Regions from separate parts of the Mus musculus genome. Here region 2 is linked to region 1. Evidence: chromatin loops called from intact Hi-C (ENCODE). Cell type or tissue: left cerebral cortex. All regions are shown on one strand. Links, peaks and the distances in the headings refer to the core of each region. The heading gives the core; the rest is flanking DNA. Region 1 has its middle 99 kb from the start of Adcy1. Region 2 has its middle 170 kb from the start of Gm11981.

Region 1 (2,918 bases), core at 316-2,815:
CAGCAGTGGTTACCAGGATGTTTGTGTGTTGGGGGAGGGTAGGTAGATATTGGACAAAGGATACGAAGTAGCATAGATGTTGGATAACAGGGTCAAATACCTAGGGCCCAACACAGGACTGTAGTGGTTTTTCATTCCCAACTTTTGCTGAGTACATGGTATCTATTTTCTTCCTACAGAGGAAAGGAGAAACTGAGAAGATGGATATGTTAAATCCATATAGATTACATAACAATAATATATATTACTCTATATAATCTTATAATACTGTGTTGCATAGCTTAGATGTACACAAACATACTGACTTTAAGAGTAAACAAAAGTAAAGTGGAGGCCATCCAGATAAAACCAAATGCACTATGGACTTTTACGTGATCTCTCAAAGTGTGGACCACTGAAGGGATCTCTTCAGCCTACATTCCTTGATCATTAGTGAAATTCACATTCCATCACATACTCATGAGTCATTTGTGCTTTCCTAGGAACTCGGCTTTCCAGGCAGGCCCTTTGACAACTTAAATAGTTGTTAGATTTACTTTTGTTAACAGCTTCCACAAAGTTTTTATATAGAGGAATTTGCTGTCTTGGTCCCAATGTTATCTGCATTTTTCTCAGTGTTTACCTTAGGAATCCTGGAACTAGGGCGATGGCTCATTGGTTAAGGGCAACTTACTGTTCTTGCATCAGACTTGAGCTTGATTCCTAGCATCCACGATGGGTAGCTCACAGCCATCTGTATCTCCAGTTTCAGGGAGATCCAGTACCTCTGGCCTGTGGGCACTCATGGTATCATGTACACACACACACACACACACACACACACACACACACATACACAAATACACACAAATACAATAAAAATAGCTGTTTTAAAAGAACATTAGATTTTTTTCCCGAAGAACACATCTGGGAACATTAACATCATGGTACAGACATTCACAGCTTCCTGTTCATTTTGGCTGGTGCTATGATCTGAATATTTGTGAAGCTGAGGGCCCGTGAGCTCCCTCCCTTTCTTTGTTCTTCTGCCTTTTGAGGAAACAATCCTGAATCCATTCATGCCTTTATTGGGCTTCCTAGCCTCCAGAACCAAAAAGAAATTTCCACTAAATATATTATCCAATCCATGGTATTTTTGTTACAGCAGCTGGATGGACCAAGACAGCTGGGATCACAAGAGTGCTTCGAGGCCCTTTGGATTCAACAGAGAGCTCTAGCACATCATTTTGAAAGCCTCACTGCACCTCTCTCTGATTTGGCTGAGCAGTACAGAAACCAGATTAAACGTGGGTAGTCTGAGTTACCCAGAGAGAATATCATGTGCTCCTTTTAATTACTTGTTACTTAACAACTTGATCTATTTATGCTTATAAGAATCAGGTGGTGCCAATCTGGTTCATGAAAAAGCCACTTGCTGGAGTTCCATGTAATTGCACATGGCTAATTACATAAATCAGCTATTTGTGTTCCAAATTGACCTTTGAAAGCTGCTCCAACTCCTCCAATTGTTCCCTATCAGCAAATAGAATTAGACCCAGAGAATACAAACTGCCTGAAATAATCAAAGGCCCACCATGTTGGTAAAGCTGGGCTTTCTGCCAAAGAGCCCACACTCGAGCCTGACCAATCTTGCTCTTTGAAGGTGGGGGATGACTACTTCTACCTTGGCGGATTCAATGTGTGGTCACTTGCTGGTAAGACCACATACATAGTAAATGGCCACAGATTGGGGGCTTAACCCACAGACACATTTTCTCAGCTGTGGAAGGTCAAGGAGTTGTCCTTCTCTTGGCTTGTGGATGCAGTGTGCCTATGTCCTCCTGTGATTGTCTCTGCCTGAATGTCTGCATCCAGGTCTCTCCATCTCATAAGAATACCCAATCACGTTGTATTAGGGTCTACCTTACTGACTTCATTTGACTTAACTATCTCATAAAAGACTATCTTTAAGTACAGCCATTGTTATGGTCTGAATATGAGTGTCTCCCATAGGCTCATGATGATCTCTAGACCATCAGTTGGCAGTGCTGTGTAGAGATGTAATGAAAGTGTTGGGAAGTGGGACCCAGGTAAATGAATGAGGCCATTGAGACTTTGACTCTGAATGTCCTACCTGGTTATAATCTCCTACTCTCACTCTTCTGCATCACCAGATGTGGTAGGTGCTTAGCAGATGCAGACTGAATGACACATCTAGAAAATCAAACAGGGAGAGTGGAATATTGACCCACTGCCTCAGCTCCTCTGCTCTTGGCAGTCATGTGCATTTGGTCTGTTTGTGTGTGTGTGTGTGTGTTGTGTGTGTGTGTGTGTGTGTGTGTGTGTGAAATGTATGATGGGTAACCTTTATTCAACTTGATTGCATTTAGAATCGCCTAAGAGATACATGCCTAGATGTGTCTGGGAAGGAGTTTCCAGAAAGAATTAATGGAGGAAAGAAGCTACACCCTGTAGTGGAAGCATCGTTTAATGGAGTTGGAGGTTAGTCTGAGTATAGAAGGAGGGAAAATGAGAAATCCAGCCGAACACTGGTGTTCCCTTTCTCTGCCTCCTGTTTGGTGTCATGGACCAAGCTGTTCCTGCCATCAAGTTTTCCCACTATGATGGACTTTATGGTTCAAGTGATTAAGCCTTTCCTCCCAGAAGATGCTTTTACTTTTTTTTTTTTAATCAGTTACCTGGTTCCACAATGAGAAAAGTAACCAATACAAAATGAACAATTCATGTCATATGGGCATCCACATGCCCATGTGAAGTGTGGCTTCTGATCTTGAGTCTCTCACTAACTTTCAACTGATCCTAGGGAATCGTCTCTCCCACTTGGATGAAGGAGATGCTGGCCTCTGAGTCTCCCACAGTAGTGACAAATTTTGGGATTGTCCTCTTGGAAGACTGGGTCTCCCGTCAGGTGATCTGAC
Region 2 (2,918 bases), core at 230-2,729, 75 kb before region 1:
CTGGCAAGGAAGTATAGAAGGTTGGAGACTGCTCATTCAGCCAGGGACCCTTTCGGCAGTCAGGCACAGCTGATGTCTTGCAGGGGGTGGGGGGAGAAGAAGAAGTTCATCACCGTGGAAGGCTTTGAGTTGTATAGATTTGCCTTAACTCCAGTTAATTTTCTGTTTCCTGCTTGTCGTTGAAGATGTGAGCTTCTTTCTTTCTTTCTTTCTTTCTTTCTTTCTTTCTTTCTTTCTTTCTTTCTTTCTTTCTTTTTTTATACACAGGGTGGGTCATAAGGTTCTGCCATTTCTGAGCACACAGATGCAGCTAACAATTGCTGGGTGGGTTTTTTTGTTGGTAGTGTAACTATCTATATGTTCTGATGCTTTTTACCCATTCTCCTGTAAACAACCCTAGTTAAACTTATTGTTTCACCAAGCCAGACTTGAGTAGAACCAGTTCTTTGGCCTGCCTTTGCTATGCAGTCTGGGGTAATATATGCTTGTTTCTACCTAATCAGAAAGTCACCCAACGTGAAAACCCAGAGGGCAGCCTTGCTGGAGGAACTACTTCACTGAGGTAGGCTTTGAAATTATACAGCCCCAACCTGGAAGCTTCTCCCAGTTGTGGCTTCCCCTATATTTATGTGCCATTTCATCAACTGACTGGCTAATAGGCCAACCTGAGGCTTAAATAATAGGCTTCCAGAGACATGTCCTCCTGGCGTCCATGGGGAGAACAAGGCACAGAGGGAGGCTGGCTGAGCCCTGGTCTTTTGTGTTGGTTATTGCATGAGGCAGGTGCTTCTGTCCTCCCCATCCTCCCCATCACCTTCTTTAATCTCCTTCCCTCTTGATTTTCATCTCTCGGAGGTAGCAGTGCCCACGGTGGAGCATGGCAGCTCACTTGCAGATTGTGTGTACAAGAAGTCAGGACTGGGGACTCTTGCCTATGTACTCATTAAATTAATGCTCACCTCAGATAGAAGTTTTTTCCATGCTTTCTGAAGCCTGCCAAAGTCCTTGAAGTTTCCTCTCATAGGTTCTATCTTGAGAGTTTTGTCTAGCCTAGAAGGCGTATTTTAGGTTTTCCTCCCATCTTAGACGGTCTTACAAACTTGATGGATGCTCTTGCTAGGCTAAGCATGCTAGTGCTGACATGGCCTGGAGTAGCACCCAGTGGTGGTGGACTGGAGATTTCCCATTAGGCTAACACTGGCTGCTAGTTAGTGTACACTGGAACTGCTAGGGGCGGGGGGAGGGGCGCAATCTAGAGCTTTAGATGAGCTGGAACCAGAGTAAACCGCTTCCCCCTTTTGGTGAGTGGTCTGTCTTTTAGGAAAGACCACAGAAGGCTACTCAAAAACACTCCTAGGGCTAGCTAAATAAACTGGGTAGGGGAGCAGGGCGGGGGGAGGGGGGAGGGTATAGGGGACTTTCGGGATAGCATTTGAAATGTAAATGAAGAAAATATCTAATAAAAAATTGAAAAAAAATTGTAGCCACATGCATATGAACTCAAAATAAACTGCAATTTCCTGCTGATTCCTCTTGCATCATGTCACGAGCGTATGGTGAGGGGAGTCGTGTGTGGCTGAGCTAATTACCAAGACCATATGGTGCGGGAAAACCAGGCAGTGTTATTAAAAACGCCTCTTTGCTCCTGCTGGAGCTCCTGAGACTCTTCTACAGGATGGCAATTTTGGTAGCTGTTGATACTTGAGTAATGTGACTGTCCATGCATATTTTTAGACTTCTTTGCCACCAGGCAGTCTTCAAACATATTCTATCTGCTGATCCCAGTGCTGGGTCTAAGGAGGGATCCCATGATTGGTTCGTACAAGCCTGGTTCTCAAGACTCTTCCACAAATGTGAGTTCTGTGTCGGACAACACATTTCCAGGATTCTTGGTTCCTCCCAGCTGGTTTGACAAATCTCTGTAGTGCAAGCACCAGGTGCCAGGTGCACATGGCAGGAATGTGCAAAGTGGCTCACCCTCAGGTCGATCAATGTCTTCACTCTTCACACACACTCTGGATTCTCTGTAACATGGATATTGTGTGGCAGAATTAGGCTTCACCCAATGCCTCCTGTAATGCAGTAACCAGGGATCATGGGTCAAAGCAATTTTGCAGCCACAGTGAATATACAGGCTGTGTTACCTCTGGAGCTGTTTGTTACCTTTGTCAGGATGCATTGAGGCTATGAGCGGAGGGCTGTCACTGAGGCCTTATTTAGTTGTCATGGTGCCCTGTGAGAGATGGTGTCAAGGTAGAAGATGTGGCAACTGAGGGTCAAAGAAGATCAATAATTAGATTCACACTCATAGGTGAGCAGCTCAGAGGTGGGCCTGAGGGAGCCCGCCTGAAAATGAATTATTTATTCTAGCTAGCCTGTCTAAAAGACACGGAAACTCGGTATTTTATTTACAAGCTGTAAGCCTAGATTGGGCAGGTTTTATGCTATTCACATCATGTGAAGTCACATGTGATATAATTCATCTATATCCAAACCATATGTCCCTCGTTGCTTGCTGTTTGAGTCTTGCCCAGGCTGCTTCTGCTCCATCAACTTGTCCTCAGGGTGCACTTTTCCTGGCCATGTGCTCATGATGCATCATCTGGCTCCATGGTGGCCTCCTCCTCTCTCCATCTTCTTCTTTCTTGCTCTTCCCTCTCGTCCCTCCTAAGACCCCTTCTTCAATTCTCAAGTTCTACCTTCCTCTCTCTAATGCCCAGCCATAGGCTCTAGCCTTTTATTAACCTATTGGCTTTAAGTTGGGAAGCAAGGTCTACACAACAAAGGCCGGTGGATGTGAGAATGCACTCTTCTGGGTGGAAGCCAGATCTTGGGGTTCAGGATTTGGCATCTGTATACATAGGCAACAGACTGACCCCCACTTGCTCACACATTTTGGCTGTGCTGTTTTCAGTGAC

The links. A loop is a pair of places that touch in the nucleus more often than their neighbours do. Peaks named below come from ENCODE experiments on the same cell type or tissue, not always from the same donor. Only the 100,000 strongest peaks of a DNase experiment are listed, where the experiment ranks them.
Region 2: it touches region 1 in a loop (2.6-fold over the local background); 2 of 42 quality-filtered maps call a loop at or near these places.

What each region holds. Positions count from the first base shown.
Region 1 is chr11:6,963,307-6,966,224 of GRCm38, forward strand. No RefSeq gene overlaps it. Among named protein-coding and RNA genes, the nearest start is that of Adcy1, 99 kb to the right of the region's middle. In left cerebral cortex, for the core only: no CTCF peak of the experiment used is centred there; a DNase peak (open chromatin) is centred at 1,352; H3K27ac peaks cover 1,092 bases.
Region 2 is chr11:6,888,146-6,891,063 of GRCm38, forward strand. No RefSeq gene overlaps it. Among named protein-coding and RNA genes, the nearest start is that of Gm11981, 170 kb to the left of the region's middle. In left cerebral cortex, for the core only: no CTCF peak of the experiment used is centred there; a DNase peak (open chromatin) is centred at 1,677; H3K27ac peaks cover 282 bases.